Regions from separate parts of the Homo sapiens genome. Here region 1 is linked to region 2. Evidence: read pairs that join two places in POLR2A ChIA-PET (ENCODE). Cell type or tissue: HepG2. All regions are shown on one strand. Links, peaks and the distances in the headings refer to the core of each region. The heading gives the core; the rest is flanking DNA.

Region 1 (9,505 bases), core at 1,004-9,003, 85 kb before region 2:
TTCTGGTGGATACATGCCATTTGAAATTCATAACTACTGTATTTCAAAACCACCTGTGATAGTGGCCCTATCAATTAAAGCAGAGGTTCTTGACCTGGGACCTCTGGGTGTATTTCTGACGTTTTATATTAATTATTTAGCATGGTTTCCTGGCTAATATTTGCAATTTAATAGCTGATTGCCTTTTTTCTTGTTTTAATCATATTTCTAGTAGTCTGTAGAAAAACAACATCATATTGGTAGGAAGTGAAAGGAAATAACAATCCCAAGTATAGTAAGTTTCAAGTAACAATGTTTATTTATTTATTTTTTTTCAAACCATGGATTTAGATCTTATACAGTGGAGGAAATCCGTTTTTAGTGTTTCTCTCTTTATGTGGACTGTGTGAAATGAAGCTAACCTTCTTATAGTTACCTTTCGCATCATTTTTAGTTTCAGCTCAGGCTCCAAACTCTGCCATCACAGCTCAGACTGGTGTTGGGGTAGCGTCTACCGTCCACCTAAACCCCATGCAGTTGATGACAGTGGATGCATCGCATGCTCGACATATTCAAGGGATCCAGCCAGCACCCATCAGTACCCAGGGTATCCAGCCGGCCCCCATTGGGACCCCAGGGATACAGCCTGCACCACTTGGCACACAGGGAATTCACTCAGCAACCCCAATCAACACACAAGGGCTTCAGCCTGCACCTATGGGTACTCAGCAGCCTCAGCCTGAAGGAAAGACTTCAGGTAATTTTAAATTTTTGCATAGAAGGTGGTTTGGAGAAAAGAAATACATTTGGGTTTAAATCCTTTCTCTGCCACTGGCTTTGTCGTCTTATAATTTCTCTAGGCCTTTTCTTCTTTGTATTAATAATATGAGTTGCTTAGAACTTAGAGTTTCAGGGTCACTGTAAACGTTAGAAATAATATACCTCACTGTAATCCCAGCACTTTGGGAGGCTGAGGCGGGTGGATCACGAGGTCAGGAGATCAAGACTATCCAGGCTAACGTGGTAAAACCCTGTCTACTAAAAATACAAAAAAATTAGCCAGGCGTGGTGGCGGGGGCCTGTAGTCCTAGCTACTCGGGAGGCTGAGGCGAGAGAATGGCGTGAACTGGGGATGTGGAGCTTGCAGTGAGCCGAGATCACGCCACTGCACTCCAGCCTGGGCCACAGAGTGAGACTCTGTCTCCAAAAAAAAAAAAAGATACAGTATACATCAACAGCCCTAGTATTCATTTGAACATAATGAGAAGTGTTATCTTTTTTAAAAGCTCCTAGTTGTGGGAAAAAATTCACCTTATAAGTAGTATTCTCATTGAAGATTTTCTTCAGAGTTGTACATAAAGCTGTAAAACCTTATGCTGATGTTAGCTAATATTATGAATTCTTAAAAAGAAATACTAGTGGAATAACATTTTGAAAAATGGAATAAGTCACTGTATTTAGATCTTTTTGAGACAGATTCTCACTCTGTCACCCAGGCTAGAGTGCAGTGGTGTGTGATCTTGGCTCACCACAGCCTCATCCTCCTGGGCTCAAGTGATCCTCCCACCTCAGCCGCCTGAGTAACTGGGACTATAGGTGCAAGCTACCATGCCTGGCTAATTTTTGTATTTTTAATAGAGACAGAGTTTTGCCATGTTGCCCAGGCTGGTCTCAAACTCCTGGGCTCAAGTAGTCTACTCACTTTGGCCTCACAAAGTGCTGGGATTACAAGCATGAGTCATTACACCAGCTAGGTTATTTTTTTTTTGGCTGAATTTAAGATTCCATGTACTTGGATTATTATTGATTAGCCATTTCTCTAATGTAGTTTAAAAAAACAAAATGGCTGTTTCTCAGCCAAGGCACTGATTTTTTTTTTTTTTTTTTTTTTAAAAAGACAAGGTCTCACTCACTCTGTTGCCCAGCTGGAACACAGTGGTACAATCATGGCTCACTGTAGCCTTGACCTTCTGGGCTCAAGCAGTCCTTATGCCTCAGACACCCGTGTAGCAAGGACTACAAGTGCATGCCACCACACCTGGGTAATTATTTTTGATTTTTTGTAGAAACAGGATATTGCTTGTTGCCCAGGCTGGTCTCGAACTCCAGAGTTCAAGCTATCCTTCAGCCTTGTCCTCCCAAAGTGCTGCGATTGCAGGCATCAGCCACTGTGCCTGGCTGGAGCTATGAATTTTAATTGTTCTGTAGACCTTGAATTCAACTATTTAATCAAAGTCTCTCTGATTTTTTATTACTAAACTAAATGTCTATGATAGAGATGCAATTTACCCATGATGACCCACCCGGTAGGATGGTGTACTACATATTTAAGGGCACCTGCCAGAAAACTCATGATATTAAGTTGACTCCTATGAAATTGCCATTTTTATAGGTCAAAAACTGTCAAACACAGGTATTTTCTGATTATGATCTCATGCTCACCAGTATTTTGATGCTAACTTTAAGTGTATAGTTAAAATATCTGTTAGTTGAATGTGTTTCTAAAGATAGACTGGGGAGGGTACCATTATTGAGGGTTGAGAGAGATTGGTATTTTACAAAAACTGAATGAGTACATTTCTTGAAGTGTACATTGGAGCATGCTATCAGGCTGGTAGATAGTGTTTTCTATTTGTGGCTCTTGTATTAAGCCTTTCTTGTCTGTCAGTTTTCTTATCTCTAAAATGGAAATTACAATGATGGTAAGAATTATATCAGTAAAAAATGTAAAGTAACTAGTAGAGTGAGAGACTATACTAGATACTATGTACTTTGTTCACCTTATCTCATTTATTAGTAACTGTGATTATAGAGCAAAGAAAAAATAATGGTATGGGCCAAGTGTGGTGGCTCACGCCTGTAATCCCAGCACTTTGGGAGGCCAAGGCAGGTGGATCACTTAAGGTCAGGAATTCGAGACTAGCCTGGCCAACACGGTGAAACCCCGTCTCTACTAAAAAATACAAAAATTATCCAGGTGTGGTGGTGCACGCCTGTAATCCCAGCTACTCTTGTGGTTAAGGCAGGAGAATCACTTGAACCTGGGAGGTGGAGGTTGCAGTGAGCTGAGATTGCACCACTGTATTCCAGCCTGGGCAAGAGAGCAAGACTCTCTTTCAAACAAAGAAAAAGAAAAAATAATGGTATGGATCATGCATCAGTAGACTTAGTAACTGCTCCCATTTAGCTATCTGCTCTTTGTCGGATGAACATTGTGCTCCTGTCCCTTATCAGTTTGAAATTGGACAGTTAGAACATGGATACCTAATTCTAGTGGTCTCATCATTTTTATTTATGTCTTCTATGGCATTTTGTTTCCCTCTCTTCAATGTTCTTTCCTGTTGCCTCTCTCCTGTAGCAGTGGTGTTGGCAGATGGAGCCACAATTGTGGCCAACCCTATTAGCAATCCATTCAGTGCTGCTCCAGCAGCAACAACCGTGGTGCAGACCCACAGCCAGAGTGCTAGCACCAACGCTCCCGCCCAGGGCTCATCGCCACGGCCAAGCATACTCCGGAAGAAACCTGCCACAGATGGGTGAGTAGACCTGGTAGTGCCGAATGACACCTCTGGTTCTGGATATAACTGGTATACATAATAGGCACTCTTATCTAATGCTGGTATCAAACTCATCTCTCATTTTCTGTGGTGTGTTAAAATTTCCTCCAAAACAACTTGACCACAGGATTATTCAGTAGAGCCTTACCCAGCTGAGACTGTAAGATCTTAACAAATCCTGGAGTCAGTGAGGTGTTAGTTTGTAAGCATCTGTTGCATACTGCTTTAATTCTCTCTAGTTCTGGAACTTCAATCATAGAACTTTTAAAGTAGTTTATAAGTAACTCTTGGGCTTGTGTAGGTAGTTACCTTAACTCATACTATAAACTTCATTCAGCATGAATCGTTGCTGTTGAAACGGGAAAAGTTCCCTTGTCCCCCTCGCAGGGCGTGCAACAGTGGGAGTGGCTCGCTTCTTCATTGCCCTGCTACTCAAACCTCTAGGGGAGCATACAGACAGGCAGGCTGTGTCGCTCCAACCCTACAGCAGTGTCTAGAGGTGAATGTTTACAGCTGAAACCCCAGTGGGCATGTGTTACAGAGTGCTCTTTTAGTTTAGCCATCCATAGATGGCTTGCATTAACCAGCTCAATTAGACCCCTGCCTTATGGCAAGGACAGAGAGCTTTCTGTATCCCAGGGTTCTTGCCTTGGTGTACTGGAAGAATGGGATCACACGTGGGCTTGGAGAATGAGTGTAGGGTTTTACTGAGTAGAAGTAGCTCTCAGCAGATGGGGGAAGCCAGAAGGGAGATGGAGCGGCCCCAGCTCTCTTGACTGCCCTGGCCAAACTGCGTCGTTCTGCTGGTCGGGGGCCTGCTGGCATGCCAGCGTCTGTCATGTGCTCTTCCACCGGCATGCTCCCCTTGCTGTCCTCTCGCCGTCCAGCTGCTTGTGTCTTTTGCCAATGCGTTCCTCTTGACGTCCAGCCACTTGTGTGCCTGTCTGCTAGGGTCTCGGAGGTTTTTACAGGCACAGGATCAGGGCGTAGCAGGCCAGGGTGGTCTGGGGGAAATGCAACATTTGGGCAGGAAAACAAAAATGCCTGTCCTCACCTAGATCCGTGGGCACAGGCTGGGGGTGGAGCCCTCACCAGGGACCCGCCCCTTCCCAGCACTTCCCTACTCCCCTTCTATGTCACTGTGGGCAAACAAATTCTGAAGTGTAGTAAGGGTCATATTTGGTAGCAGATAGTGTTTTGTGTTGCCATGTAAGCTTCTCAGTTGGTGGATCATAGGCAGGAAGGTATGTGCTGTGCTGTTTGAGTTAAACATTCTGGAGGTGGGAGATGAGCAGACATGTTTCAGAGAGCAGAGTTTCTGTGGCTCAGCTGAGCTAATAGCATCAACATCAAAAGATTAAAGCAAGTGCAAACTTAAATTGCTGGGACTAGGGTCCATGCAGGGTTTTTATTTGCACAGAGCTGTGCATATACCAGAGTCCCTATCTTTGCTGTTTATGAATACTTTGTACTTTTTTAAAGGATAAGTCAGTCCATGACAAAGTTACCTTATTAGTAAAAACACAAGGCAAAGCTTGTGGTTAAGATGACAGATTGATTACACACATCTAAAATCTTTCTGTCTCATAACCCTATATAACTTTTTTTCAAAAAAGTTGTAAACACACAAGGATGGGGAGAACAGGAGAGGACACAGTAGCAACTGAAGCTGGGAAGCAGACCATCACGCGATGGCGTCCTGGCTCTGAGAAAGCTAAATGTGAAGCTTGCGTAGGGGAAAGTTGAGAACCATCCTCTTTTAAAATTGGAAAATCTTCAAAAGGACCAACAACAGGCAAATCCTGGGGGCGAAGGAAGGGGCTCTGTCCTTTAAGGAGGATAAGTTAAAACCTTTGAGTTTGAAAAGTGTTAAAGTTAGAGCCCAGAATCCCATTTTCTACCTATGCCATGTGGTGTACTGCCCCTTCCCGACTTTAGCAGGAGCCTGAAAGTTCAAACTCTGCAGATGGTCCGCTAGGGTCACCCAGCACTATAGAGGTCATGAGTATTTTACCAGAAAGAGATTGTGACTCACCGTGTGTGTGTGGAGTGCTGAACACTTCCCAGTCCACTCCCTGCTTTCAGCTGATAGAACTCTGGCAGGTGAACTTGATTCTAGATAGAAAATGAGAAGAGGACTCTACTTTCCTTCTGGGGAGTCTATCCAGCCCAAGGGGAAGCTCTAAAGATACTGACACTAGGGCTTCCTTAAGGACAGGGTTAGATTACCCTACAGTGGACCTCATAGTAGACATGCCCTTCCAAAGCTCAGAGCTCCCAGCCAGCATTTCAGTCCCTCTCCCCGACTCTTAATCATGAACATACAACCAAAGATAGGCACATATCTGAGGGGACCTCTAACGGTGGAAGACAGAAACCACAATAAATACATGCCCAAAGCACCTTGGAAGATGTAGAGGCCTGGCAGGGAGAATAAAACACAAAACAAATGAGCAAGGATAAGCAAACAGTATCCGTGATGCCTTCAGAAAGACAAAAGAAAAGGTTGCATCCACAAAACAGTAACACAGTGCTATGCAAAAAGAACATTCAGAGGAGAAAAGAACCGGTCCTGAAATAAGATAGCAGAAATTGAAAGATCAGTAGAAGAGTTGGAAGATAAAATTGAAGAAATCTCAAACGTGGAACAAAAAGACAAGAAAATTGGAGAAAACGATAGGAGAAAATTTAAAACAACAATAAAAAGAACCAGGTCAGGAAATCCAGCCTCCAGGTAATGGGTTTCAACAAGAGAGATCAGAGAAAAGGAACAGGGATTACAAAGTAAGGAGTTTGTTATAATATTGTAATCTCAGTTCAAAAGTTAACTGCAAATATAAAACCCAATGATTTCTATATAGTAAATTGAACTGTAAAGGTAACTTGTGTGTGATTCTGAATACATAGATAAATGTTTAAAAAAAAAAAAAAAAAAAAAAACAACAAAGTAATAGAAAATTACCAAAACTGAAAGAAATGAGTTTCCTGGTTACAGAAATGCCCTGCACAGTATTCAATGGATGCAATAAACTCAGGCCAGTATTTTGAAATTTGGCAGCACTGGAGACAAAGAGATGTGCCTGCTTCTCCCGTACTTCCTCCCAAAGACCCTTGTACTGTGCCCTCTAATTCACAGCCTGTCATCACATGACACTCCAACCTCCACCCCAGTGCCCTTGTCTCTTCTTTCTCCACGCCTTCTTGCTTTAAACCTGGGACTCAACTTGCCCTGCAGCTGTCTAAAGTGGTCCCTGCCTCTCTTCCACATCCCTACTGTCACTCAGCCTGGAGGTAGGCAGGGTGTCCTTGTCATGCCTCACTGCCATTTTCAGACCATTTCTCCTCAAAAGCACTTGATCTGTATTTAGATTTCATAAAATGTACAGTTGAAAAAGTAGTTTCACATAGCCAAGTTATTCCAGACAATAAAAAGTTTCTCAGTAACTGGATCGAGTATCCATTATAAAATTCAAATTAATTAAAATGAAATAACATTAAAAATTTTGTTCCTGAGTTGCGCTTGCCACATTTCAGTTGCTCAGTAGTACCATATGGCCTTCTTGTTGGGCAGGGCAGATCTAGAGGCGCAGAGTCAAGTTAGATTTTGCAGGTGTATCTGTATGCCTTTTGGAAGGACATGATGTCTGGCACTTTTTAGTGATAGTGGAACCCTCTCTTCACCTTTAATGATCAGAAATGATTTTCCAGCTCCCTGGCCCCTCAGGTGCTTGAATGCTTCTCCTGCCTCCACCCTCCCCACCAGTTTGGGCACTTAGCACATAAGCTCAGTGAGCCTTCCTGACCTTGTCTCTGTGCTCCCATGCCCCTAGCCCATCTTCTTTCTTCCCACCTCCCTCCCAATGGAACTCCAGCTCCAGAGGGACCCCAGCAGCCTCCAGTCCATTGATCCACCTTTTCATGTTCTTCACTGCCTCTCATGGCCTCTTTCTCTGCTCTTCCTGATTCAGAGTCTGTGGTCACTTGCAGTCATTTCCTTAACCCCCATCCCACTTCGCTTTGTCAAAACCAGACTTAAATCCAACTTTCTGCTTCATTTACGCTGGCACATGTACAGCAAATTGCAGCAGGGAAAGCCACTTTGCCAACTGGTCTTGCTTAGCCTCGCAGACGCACTAAGGTCTTAAAGCAGCCCATCAAAGTATACTCTCTTGCACCACTCCAGATAACTATTTTACGTTTCCTTCTCTCAAAACTCCCAGGCTTCTTCCGTCTTCACTGTTAGTCGACAAATTGCTCCTTTTTTGAGAAAAAGAAAATCAAAAGACAACTTCCACAGTCTGCAGCTATCACATCTATAATACTTACGGTGGCAGTACCCCATGTCCTGCCTCTGTCTGTTCCTCTAGACAAGCTCTATGGGCTCCTCTCCAACATGCCCTGTCTCCTCCTCTCTTGTCTATTCAAGAATGATGCTCTAGTTCTTCTCCCCCTCTCTCCTACGGCCTCAGCTTTTTCTTGTTAGTAGATCATTCACATAAACAGTATAAACATGCCGTCATTTCTTCTGTATGAAATATCCTTCTGTTGAGCTCACTTTGCTCTACTATCTACCACCCTAAATTTTTTTTTTTTGCTCTTCTTTGTAAAAAGAAATTGTCTGTGTTTGCTGTGTCCAGTTCTTCTGTCCGTCTTTTTTTCATCATTTTCATGGAAGTATATAGAAAATGTCACAGACGCATGTATAGTCTCAAAATAAACAGTGTCCAACCACTGTATAGGTCAAGAAACAATGTTACTGTAAGGTCAGCCAAGAGAAAGGATGAGGAGACCCAAAGTCAGGCAAGCAAGCTTTATTGAGCTGCTTGGCTGCTCCACCACAGTTAGAGGAGGCAGCCCCCCTTACAGACTATAGCAGGGTTTTGTAGGGCCAGAACTGGGTCGGGGTCGGGGAGCTGAGTCGGGTGCAAGAGGACTGGGTCGGGGTGGGAGAGCTGAGTCGAGGGTGCAGGAGGACTGGGTCGGGGTAGGGGAGCTGAGTCGGGGTGCAGGAGGACTGCGTCGGGGTGAGGGAGCTGTCGGGGGTGCAGGAGGACTGGGTCGGGGTGGGGGAGCTGAGTCGGGGGTGCAGGAGGACTGGGTCGGGGTGGGGGAGCTGAGTCGGGGGTGCAGGAGGACTGGGTCAGGGTGAGGGAGCTGAGTCGGGGGTGCAGGAGGACTGGGTCGGGGTGGGGGAGCTGAGTCAGGGGTGCAGGAGGACTGAGTCGGGGTGGGGGAACTGAGTCAGGGGTGCAAGAGGACTGGGTCGGGGTGAGGGAGCTGAGTCGGGGGTGCAGGAGGACTAGGTTGGGGTGAGGGAGCTGAGTCGGGTGCAGGAGGACTAGGTCGGAGTGCGGGAGCTGAGTCGGGGGTGCAGGAGGACTGGGTCGGGGTGAGGGAGCTGAGTCGAGGGTACAGGAGGACTGGGTTGGGGTGGGGGAGCTGAATTGGGGGTGCAGGAGGACTGGGTCAGGGTGGGAGTGCTGAGTCGGGTACAGGTGTCTTTACCCGCATCCTGGAGATGTTTTTTGCCAGCTTTGTTGTGCGAGGTGAACAGACATGTTAACCGCATCCTGTAACTGGACAGTTACTGGAGGGGTCAGTGAAGGGTGGGGTGGGGGTTTGTCTTTTGCCCTCGGGTAGCTGTGAGGAGAGTGCAAGGGACTGTATTGTAAGGCCTGTGGGAGGGGAAGGAAATGGTCTGGTCGTGGTGACCTTAACAGTTACCAACATCTTTTCCCAAAGGTAACTAACCAATGGATAGATAGAATCATATGATGTGCATTTTTTTGTGTGAGTCTGACTTTCATCACTCGGTTTTATGTAATTCATCTGCATTATTGCCTATGAATTTGTTGTTGTTGTTGTTGAGATGGGGGTCTCACTCTGTCTCCCAGGTTGGACTGTGGTGGCGCGATCACAGCTTACTGCAGCATTTACCTCCCCAGGCTCAGGTGATCCTCCCACCTCAG
Region 2 (9,505 bases), core at 778-8,777:
TGAGCGGGTAGTCCAGTGTAGCTGGTGGCCTTGTAAGCAGGGGCGATTAGGACACAGACACCACACAGATCCAAGGGTGACTGTGTGAGGAACAGCAAGAAGGTGCCAGCTGCAAACCGAGGGCAGAGGCCTCGGGAAAAACCGACCTGCCGAGACCTTTCTCTTTTACTTCCAGTTTCAGCACAGTGAAAAAAATAAATTTCTGCTGGTTAAACCACAGTAGCAAATGAATACACCTGTCAGATCCAACATCAGTGTTTTCCTGTCAGCTTGCCTAATATTTGCCAGATGCTGTGAGCCCAGCACTGGGTGCCTATGAACACCAGCTCAGCTTGGGTTCGGGAGCGCTGCCCTCCCACGGGGCCATGAGTTGGATCACATCTCTCACGTTCCCCTGTTTTACCTCCGCTTTCACTGGGCTTTTTTGGTTTTACTTTTTTTCACTGTCCGTAGACAGCTACTCCCTCCAATTAGTTGGACTACTCCACAATTTGCTTCTTTTTTTCTTTTTTTTGAGACAGAGTCTCACTCTGTCACCCAGGCTAGAGTGCAGCAGTGCAATCTTGGCTCACTGCAACCTCCGCCTCCCGGGTTCAAGCGATTCTCCTGCCTCAGCCTCCCGAGTAGCTGGGATTACAGGCACACACTACCAGCCCGGCTAATTTTTGTATTTTTTTTAGAGATGGGGTTTCACCATGTTGTCCAGGCTGGTCTTGAACTCCTGACCTCAGGTGATCCGCCTGCCTCAGCCTCCCAAAGTGCTGGGATTACAGGCGCGGGCCACCGAGCCCGGCCCCCACAATTTATTTCTAAGTGAAAGGAGCAAGTGGGGATTGTTGCCATCACCTGCCCTTGGCTTGTGCATGCACTGTCACATCCCCTGCCTCCAACTTAACTCCAGAGTCCGGAGCCCAGAGCACCCTGCTTCTCCTTCCAGAGTGCTGCAGGCTCTGGGCTCTTCTCATTCTGGCAGGAAGACAGGTTCTCATACAGGCACAGCATTTCTTCCTAGAGCACTTCCTTTTGTTTTTAGAGACAGGGTCTCACTCTCTTACCCAGTCTGGAGTGCAGTGGCACAATCATAGCTCACTGTAGCCTCGGACTCCTGGGCTCAAGCAATCCTCCCGAGTAGCTGGGACTATAGGCGCACACCACCACGCCTGGCTAATTTTTAAATTTTTTTGGAGAGATGAGGTCTTATTATTTTTCCCAGGCTGGTCTTGAACTTCTGGTCTCAAGTGATCCTCCTGCCTTGGCCTCCCAAAGTGCTGGGATTGCGGATGTGAGCCGTCATGCCTGGCAGAGCACTTCTTTTAACTTCTTTCTTTTTAAACTATTATAAATGTATGCCCATTATAGGAATTGAGAGGACAAATAAGTCTCTTAAAACCTTATGCAGGGATAAACACTAGTAATATCTTATCATCACTCATAGCAATAGAGCTGCTATTACTTGTTATGTGTGCAGCCAACACTGTTGTGATGTTCTGTCTCCATTACCATCTGTACCCATTTTTCAGGTGCGAATACTGAGACTTATTGTGGGGAACTGACTTGCCCCAAGTCATACAACTAATAAAATTGCAGAGATGGGACTTTGATCTTGGGTCTCCACAAAGCCCTTGTTTGTGGCCATTATTCTGTTTCCTTCTGTCTCTTTAAAATATGTAAATGGCCGGGCATGGTGGCTCACACCTGTAATCCCAGCACTTTGGGAGGCCAAGGCAGCCCGAGTGCTTGAGCCCAGGAGTTCAAGACCAGCCTGGGCAACATAGTGAAACCCCATCTTTACAAAAAATTTAAAAAATAGCCAGGTGTGGTGGCGCATGCCTGTGGTCCCAGCTACTCGAGAGGCTGAGATGGGAGGATCACTTGAACCTGGGAGGCAGAGGTTGCAGTGAGCCAAGATTGGCCACTTCAGCCTGGGAGACACAGCCAGATCCTGTCTTTAAAAAAATAAATAAATAAAAATAAAGTGTATATATGCCTTTTTTCTTTTCTTTTCTTTTCTTTTTTTTTTTTTGAGAAAGTCTTGCTCTGTCACCCAGGCTGGAATGCAGTGGCGTGATCTTGGCTCACTGCAACCTCCACCTCCCAGGTTCAAGCGATTCTCCTACCTCAGCCTCTCAAGTAGCTGGGATTACAGGCGCCGGCCACCACACACAGCTAATTTTTGTATTATTAGTAGAGACGGGGTTTCACCACGTTGGCCAGGCTGCTCTTGAACTCCTGACCTCAGGTGATCCGTCCGCCTCGGCCTCCCAAAGTACTGGGATTACAGGTGTGGGCCACCGTGCCCAGCCATATATGCCTTTTTTTATAGTTGTGATAAAACTGTACATAAATTTTTTTATTCTTTCTTGACTGAAACTTACATCAAAGACACAGTTTTCCATATCATGGAATGAGTCTTTCCAGCATAATTTTTGATGGCTGAATAAAGTGATGGAGGGAACACTTGTAATATCCTTGAGGGTTTTTTATTATGTTTTTTTCTTTGGGGCTTTATTCCTCTCTCTTTTGTTAGCTGACTCCTTTTCGGTTAAGGGGAAGCTCAGCCACATAGTTTTTCTTGAACTTGAGAGATTGTTTTGGGTGTATTCTGGGGTTCCCTTCTCATCCGGTAATAGCCAAGCCAACTTGAGAAATGGCTGGCAGGCAGAGTGGGGTGCACGCCGGGTGGCATCCTGTGCTGATGTGCCAGTGTCCACCCCAGGGGCTTTCAGAGTGACACGTGTGTCATTCCTCACTATGCCAGGACATCGGGCACCAGGCAAGTCTGCCCCAGCCACAAGCCATAGGAACCATTTCTCAGGAGCCCCCAGGTGCCAGAGAGCCAGAAGCCGCACCCTTCTCCTTCCTCCACTCAGGAGGCCTGACTGTTTTTTTTTTTGAGACATAGTCTCAGTATGTCGCCCAGGCTGGAGTGCAGTGGCGCGATCTCGGCTCAGTGCAACCTCCGACTCCTGGGTTCAAGCGATTCTCCTGCCTCAGCCTCCCAAATAGCTGGGATTACAGGCACCCACCACCACACCTAGCTAATTTTTGTATTTTTAGTAGAGACGGGGTTTCACTATGTTGGCCAGGCTGGTCTTGAACTCCTAACCTTGTGATCCACCCGCCTTGGCCTCCCAAAGTGCTGGGATTGCAGGTGTGAGCCACTGCGCCCGGCCTACTGTTGGGTATTCATATTTGGAGTCCACAGAAGATTTTTTTTGAAAAGAGGATTTTGCTGCTCAGGAGTTAAAAACCCTAAATTTTTTTTATTATTATACTTTAAGTTCTAGGGTACATGTGCACAACGTGCAGGTTTGTTACATATGTATACATGTGCCATGTTGGTGTGCTGCACCCATTAACTCATCGTTTACATTAGGTATATCTCCTAATGCTATCCCTCCCCCCTACCCCCACCCCACGACAGGCCCTGGTGTGTGATGTTCCCCACCCTGTGTCCAAGTGTTCTCATGTTCAATTCCCACCTATGAGTGAGAACATGCGGTGTTTGGTTAAATACCCTAAATTTAATCCAATTCCTTTATTCTACAAATGAGGAGACTGAGACCAGAGCTGGAAAGAGTCTTATTTGAAGGCAAAGCAGCAAAGCTCGGGCACAAATCCAGGCCTCCTGACGTGAAGGCCAGAGCTGTCTGTGCCAGAGCTGAAATTTCCCAGGAGTTCTAGAAGCAAGGCTTCCAGAGAGTGACTAGCATCGGCAGGCCCTGAGGATATGTTCTAAATAGAGCACTGGGGAAATTAAATGGGAGTGCAGAATTGGAGAGTCACAAGTCTAGAATGAGGGTCTCTTCTCCGTAGCGAACAGTGGCCATTTTCATTTCCAAAGCTGTCTTGGCCATCCTGGGCTGCTTTAACAAAATCCTGCAGACTGAATGGTCAAGCAACAGGCATTCGTTTCTTGCAGTTCTGGGGGCCAGCAATCCAAGATCAGGGCACTGGCCAACTTGGCTCTGCTGAGGACCCTCTTCCTGGCTTGCTGGCAGCAGCCTTCTCCCTGTGTCGTCACAGGGCAGGACTGGGGTGGGGATATCTCCCTTCCTCTTCTTTTTTTTTTTTTTTTTTTAGGTGGAATCTCACTTTGTTGCCTAGGCTAGGCTGGAGTGCAGTGGTTCAACCTCGGCTCACTGTAACCTCCGCCTCCCCGGTTCAAGCGATTCTCCTGCCTCAGCCTCCCAAGTAGCTGGGATTACAGATGCAAGCCACCATGCCTGGCTAATTTTGTATTTTTAGTAGAGACAGGGTTTTGCCATATTGGCCAGGCTGGTCTTGAACTCCTGACCTCGTGATCCACCCACCTTGACCTCCCAAAGTGCTGGTATTACAGGCATGAGCCACTGCACCCGGCCACTCCTTCCTCTTCTTATAAGGCTACAATCCTGTCAGATTAGAGCTCCACCCTGATGGCCTCATTTAACCTTAATTACCTCCTGAAGATCCTACCTCCAGATACAGTTGCACTAGGGTCTAGGGCTTTAACCGACAGATTGTGTGGTGCTGGGAGACACAATTCAGTCCATAACAGCAGCTCATGCTTCTCAAACCTTGGTGGCTTTAGAATCCCCTGGACAGGCCGGGCGCGGTGGCTCACACCTGTAATTCCAGCACTTTGGAAGGCCAAGGCAGGTGGATCGCTTGAGCCCAGGAGCTCAAGACCAGCCTGGGTGACATAGTGAGACCCTGTGTCTATATAAAATTATGTGTGTGTGTATATATATATATATATATATATATATATATACATAATATGTTTTTGCCATGCGCGGTGGCTCAAGTCTGTAATCCCAGCACTTTGGGAGGCCAAGGCGAGCAGATCACCTGAGGTTGGGAGTTCAAGACCAGCCTGGCCAACAAGTTGAAATCCCGTCTCTACTAAAAATACAAAAAAATTAGCCAGGCATGGTGGCATGTGCCTGTAATCCCAGCTATTCAGGAGGCTGAGGCAGGAGAATTGCTCGAACCCGGGAGGCGGAGGTTGCAGTGAGCCAAGATCATGCCACTGCACTCCAGCCTGGGCAACAGAGCAAAGCTCCATCTCAAAAAAAAAAAAAAAAAGGAAAGAATAATGATTACACATTGTTTTGAGCTCATGATCCTTGGCCGCAAGGATTAATAGTAGGGTGGCACCAGCCCAAGGTTACACAGGCAGTTGCTGCCTAGATGTCCCTGCAGAAGTATCTTTTGTGCAAGATCGCAACAGTCTTTGTGCAATGCTGTGGTTTTTGCAGTCTTTTTTCTTAAAAAAAAAAAAAAAATACAGATGAGGTCTCACCATGTTGGCCAGGCTGGTCTCATACTCTAGGCTTCAAGTGGTCCTCCCACCTTGGCTTCCCAAAGTGCTGGGATTACAGGCGTGAGCCACCACGCCCAGGCTTGCAGAGTCTTTCGTGATAGTTTTTGTTATCAGGCAGACAAGCTTGAACCCTCTCTTCATAGCCTTCTCTGATTCTATGTGTCAGGGTTTTCCAAAACACAGGTGACTTCATTTTTATCCTGACAACTTTCACAAAACTAAAATCGGTATTAATAAAAGAAAACATAATGTATCAATTTTTATAACCTTCTTTAAAAAAGCCTTTTGATTGATGACCAGGTGTGGTGGCTCACGCCTATAATCCCAGCACTTTGGGAGGCCGAGGCAGGCAGATCATCTGAGGTCAAGAGTTTGACACCAGCCTGGCCAACATGGTGAAATCTCATCTCTACTAAAAATACAAAAATTAGCCAGGCGTGGTGGCAGACGCCTATAGTCCCAGTTACTCTGGAGGCTGAGGCAGGAGAATCACTTGAACCCAGGAGGCAGAGGTTGCAGTGAGCCAAGATCATGCCACTGTGCTCCAGCCTGGGCAACAGAGCAAGACTCCATCTCAAAAAGCCTTTTGAATCAATGCATGAATGAACAAGCAGATGCTCAAACACATCTTCAATCTTGCCTCTTTTCCTGTAATAAAAGAATTCAAGGGGGGTATTTATTTATCTATTTATTTTGAAGCAGGGTCTCGCTTTGCCTCCCAAGCTGGAGTGCAGTGGTGCAATCATGGTTCACTGCAGCCTGGAAGTCCCAGACTCAAGCAAATCTCCCACCTCAGCATCCCCTGGTAGCTGAGACTACAGGTGCACACCACCACACCTAAATTTTCTGTAGAGATAAGGTCTCCCTATATGGCCTATGCTGGTCTCAAACTCCTGGGCTCAAGCTATCCTCCTGCCTAGGCCTCCGAAAGTGCTGGAATTACTGGGCTGTGCCGCACGCAGCACTAGCCAGGGTATTTATTTTTTTAGAATCGCTTCTTTTACAATTATGTGATAAGGTATTTAATTAGGATATCTCGGGACAGTTCCCTCCTCCTGCTAAGGTTCCTGAAATAGCTCAAGAAAAGTGTCCCTTTGTAACAAGAATTTGAGGAGTAACTGTCTGCTAAAGTAGTTGAAGTCTATGGGACTGAAGTATAAAATCCAGTGATATAGCTTGTTATAATACAGTAGTTTTAGGGGTGTCAAGGAGGAAAAACTTTTCCTTTCGTCTTAGGTTCAGTGTCTGTGGGCCTGTGGATTAAAATAACAAAAGGCAGATTAACAGGAGAAAAGGCACATAGTTTTGGTTTTGGGTTTTTGTTTTCTTGTTTGCTTGTTTTTTTGAGACGGAGTCTTACTCTGTTGCCAGGCTGGAGTGCAGTGGTGCGATCTCAGGTCACTGCAAACTCCACCTCCCGGGTTCATGCGATTCCCCTGCCTCAGCCTCCCAAGTAGCTGGGACTACAGGCGTGCGCCACCACACCCAGCTAATTTTTTGTATTTTAGTAGAGATGGGGTTTCACCATCTTGGCCAGGCTGGTCTCGAACTCCTGACCTTAGGTGATCCGCCTGCCTCGGCCTCCCAAAGTGCTGGGATTACAGGCGTGAGCCACTCCGCCCGGCAGCACATAGTTTTTATTATTACGTGTAGGGGAATTAACAGAAGTGAAACTCAAAGACGTGGTTATACTGGAGGCTTTATACCCTTTTAACAGAGGAGAGAGGATTTGGGCTTCAAAGATGATAAACTGTGGGAAAGTGACCAGGAAATAGATTGGGGAAGTTAAGGGCTATTTTAATAAGGTCTGTTTATTTAAACTCATCTTGGTGTTGACTTCCTGCCGTCAATGATAAGAGTTGCTCTGCTCTCCCTGGTACAAAGACGAGGCTGGGTGGCCCCACAATTTATATAGCTGCTCCTACCTGATACCGATGCAAGCTACATTTCTTTTGTTTTTCGCTAAGGTTTTTTGTTTTGTTTTGTTTTTGTTTTTTCACTTTTTATTTTGAAATAATTATGGATTCACTGAAAGTTGCAAAGAAACAGCATTTTCAGTTGGTCCCATGGACCAATCCACTTTCTCCCATTGGTTGTATTTTCCATAACTATATCAAAAGCAGGAAATTGACACTGGCAGAGATAGTGTGTATAGTTCAATGTCATTTCATCACGTAGGTAGATCAGGGTGACCACAACTGTGGTCAAAGATCTCCCTTGAGCAATGCCTTTATAGTCACACCTACACCCTCTTCTCCCTACCATCCCTAATTCCTGGCAACCACTAATCTGGTCTCCAAAAATTTTGTCCTTTCAAGAATGTTATATAAAGGCAATTACACCCTTTAGGTCAAAATGGGCTTTTTCACTCAGCATAATGCCCTTGAGATCCATCCAAGTTGTTGGGTTTATCAAGAGTTTATTCCTTCTTGTTGCTGAGTAGTATTCCATGGTGTGGATGTACTGGCTTGTTTAACAACTCACCTGTTGAAGGACATCTGGGCTCTTTCCAGTTTTCCACTATTGCAAATAAAGCTGCTATGAACAATTATGTAAGGGTTTCTGTGCAGACCTAAGTTTTCATTGCTTTGGGATAAGTGTCCAGAGGTGCAACTACCAGGTCATATTGTAGTATATGTTTAGGTTTTAAGAAAATGTTGGCTGGGCAAGGTGGCTCATGTCTGTAATCCCAGCATTTTGGGAGGCCAGTAGTTTGAGACCAGCCTGGGAAACATAGAGAGGCCTCATCTCTACTAAAAGTTAAAAAAAAAAGCCAGGTGTAGTGGTACACACCTGTAGTCCCACGTACTCGGGAGGCTGAGGCAGGAGGATTGCTTAAGCTCAGGAGTTCAAGGCTGCAGTGAGCTGTGATCAAGTCACTGTACTCCAGCCTAGGGGACAGATTGGGACCCTGTCTCAAAAAAAAAAAAAAGAAAAAAAAGACTGGGTGCAGTGGTTCACGCCTGTAATCCCAGCACTTTAGGAAGCTGAGGCATGCGGATTACCTGAGGTCAGGAGTTCCAGACCAGCCTGGCCAACATGGCGAAACCTCGTCTCTACTAAAAATACAAAAATTAGTCGGGCAAGGTGGCACACGCCTGTAATCCCAGTTACTCGTGAGGTTGAGGTAGAAGAATTGCTTGAACCCAGGAGACTGAGGTTGCAGTGAGCCCACATTGCACCACTGCACTCCTGGGCAACACAGTGAGACTCTGCTTCAAAAAAAAAAAAAACAAAGAAAGAAAGAAAAAGCCAAACAATTTTCCAAAAAGGTCGTACCGTCTTCCATTCCCATCAGCTGTCTATGAAGGATCGTTTCTGCACATCCTTGCCAACATTCAGTATTACCAAGGTTTATTTCAGCTGTTCTGAAAGATGTGTAGTAACATCTTAGTGTGATCTTAATTCGCATTTTGCTAATTACTAGTGATGCAACTTTTCACATGCTTAATTTCCTTCCATATGTCCTCTTCAGTGAAATGTCTCTGCAAGCCTTTTGTCCATTCTCTAATTGGATCACTTGTTTTTTTTACTGTCTTCAGAGTTCTTTATATATTGTAGATATGTGTCCTTTATCAGTATTTTCTCTGTAGCCTGTATTTTTGTCCTCTTTGAGGGACTTTCACAGAGCAAAAGTTTTGATGAGGTCCCACTCATAGTTTCATAGTTTTATTTTTTACATTTAAAGCTACAATCCATTTTGAATTTTTTTTTTTTTTTTTTGAGATGGATTCTCGCTGTGTCACCAGGCTATCTCGGCTCACTGCAACCTCTGCCTCCTGGGTTCAAGCAATTCTCCTGCCTCAGCCTCCCGAGTAGCTGGGACTAAAGGCACGCACCACCACACCCGGCTAATTTTCGGATTTTTAGTAGAAAAGGGGTTTCACCATGTTGGCCAGGCTGGTCTTAATCTCTTGACCTCGTGGTCTGCCCACCTCAGCCTCCCAAAGTGCTGGGATTACAGGCGTGAGCCACCACACCCAGCCCATTTTGAATTATTATAGAAAGTGTGAGGTTTAGGCCACAGTTTTTTTTTCCCTGTGGATTTCTAACTACTGCAGCATTATTTGTTGAAAAGACTCTCTTTTTGGTGGGGCGCAGTGGCTCACGCTTGTAATCCCAGCACTTTGGGAGGCTGAGGTGGGCGGATCACCTGAGGTTGGGAGTTTGAGACCAGCGTGGCCAACATGGTGAAAC

Evidence for each region. ChIA-PET counts read pairs that join two places held together with the same protein. Peaks named below come from ENCODE experiments on the same cell type or tissue, not always from the same donor. Only the 100,000 strongest peaks of a DNase experiment are listed, where the experiment ranks them.
Region 1: POLR2A ChIA-PET joins it to region 2 with 5 read pairs; 5 of 35 experiments call an interaction of 5 or more read pairs at or near these places.

The regions. Positions count from the first base shown.
Region 1 is chr2:127,980,795-127,990,299 of GRCh38, reverse strand. It overlaps SAP130 (Sin3A associated protein 130), which reads left to right. Exons shown (of 21, transcript NM_001330301.2): 13 at 434-736; 14 at 3,338-3,515. Among named protein-coding and RNA genes, the nearest start is that of SAP130, 43 kb to the left of the region's middle. RefSeq lists an enhancer at 3,835-4,335. In HepG2, for the core only: a CTCF peak has its summit at 5,779; DNase peaks (open chromatin) are centred at 4,809 and 5,559.
Region 2 is chr2:127,896,026-127,905,530 of GRCh38, reverse strand. No RefSeq gene overlaps it. Among named protein-coding and RNA genes, the nearest start is that of AMMECR1L, 15 kb to the right of the region's middle. In HepG2, for the core only: no CTCF peak of the experiment used is centred there; no DNase peak of the experiment used is centred there; H3K27me3 peaks cover 434 bases.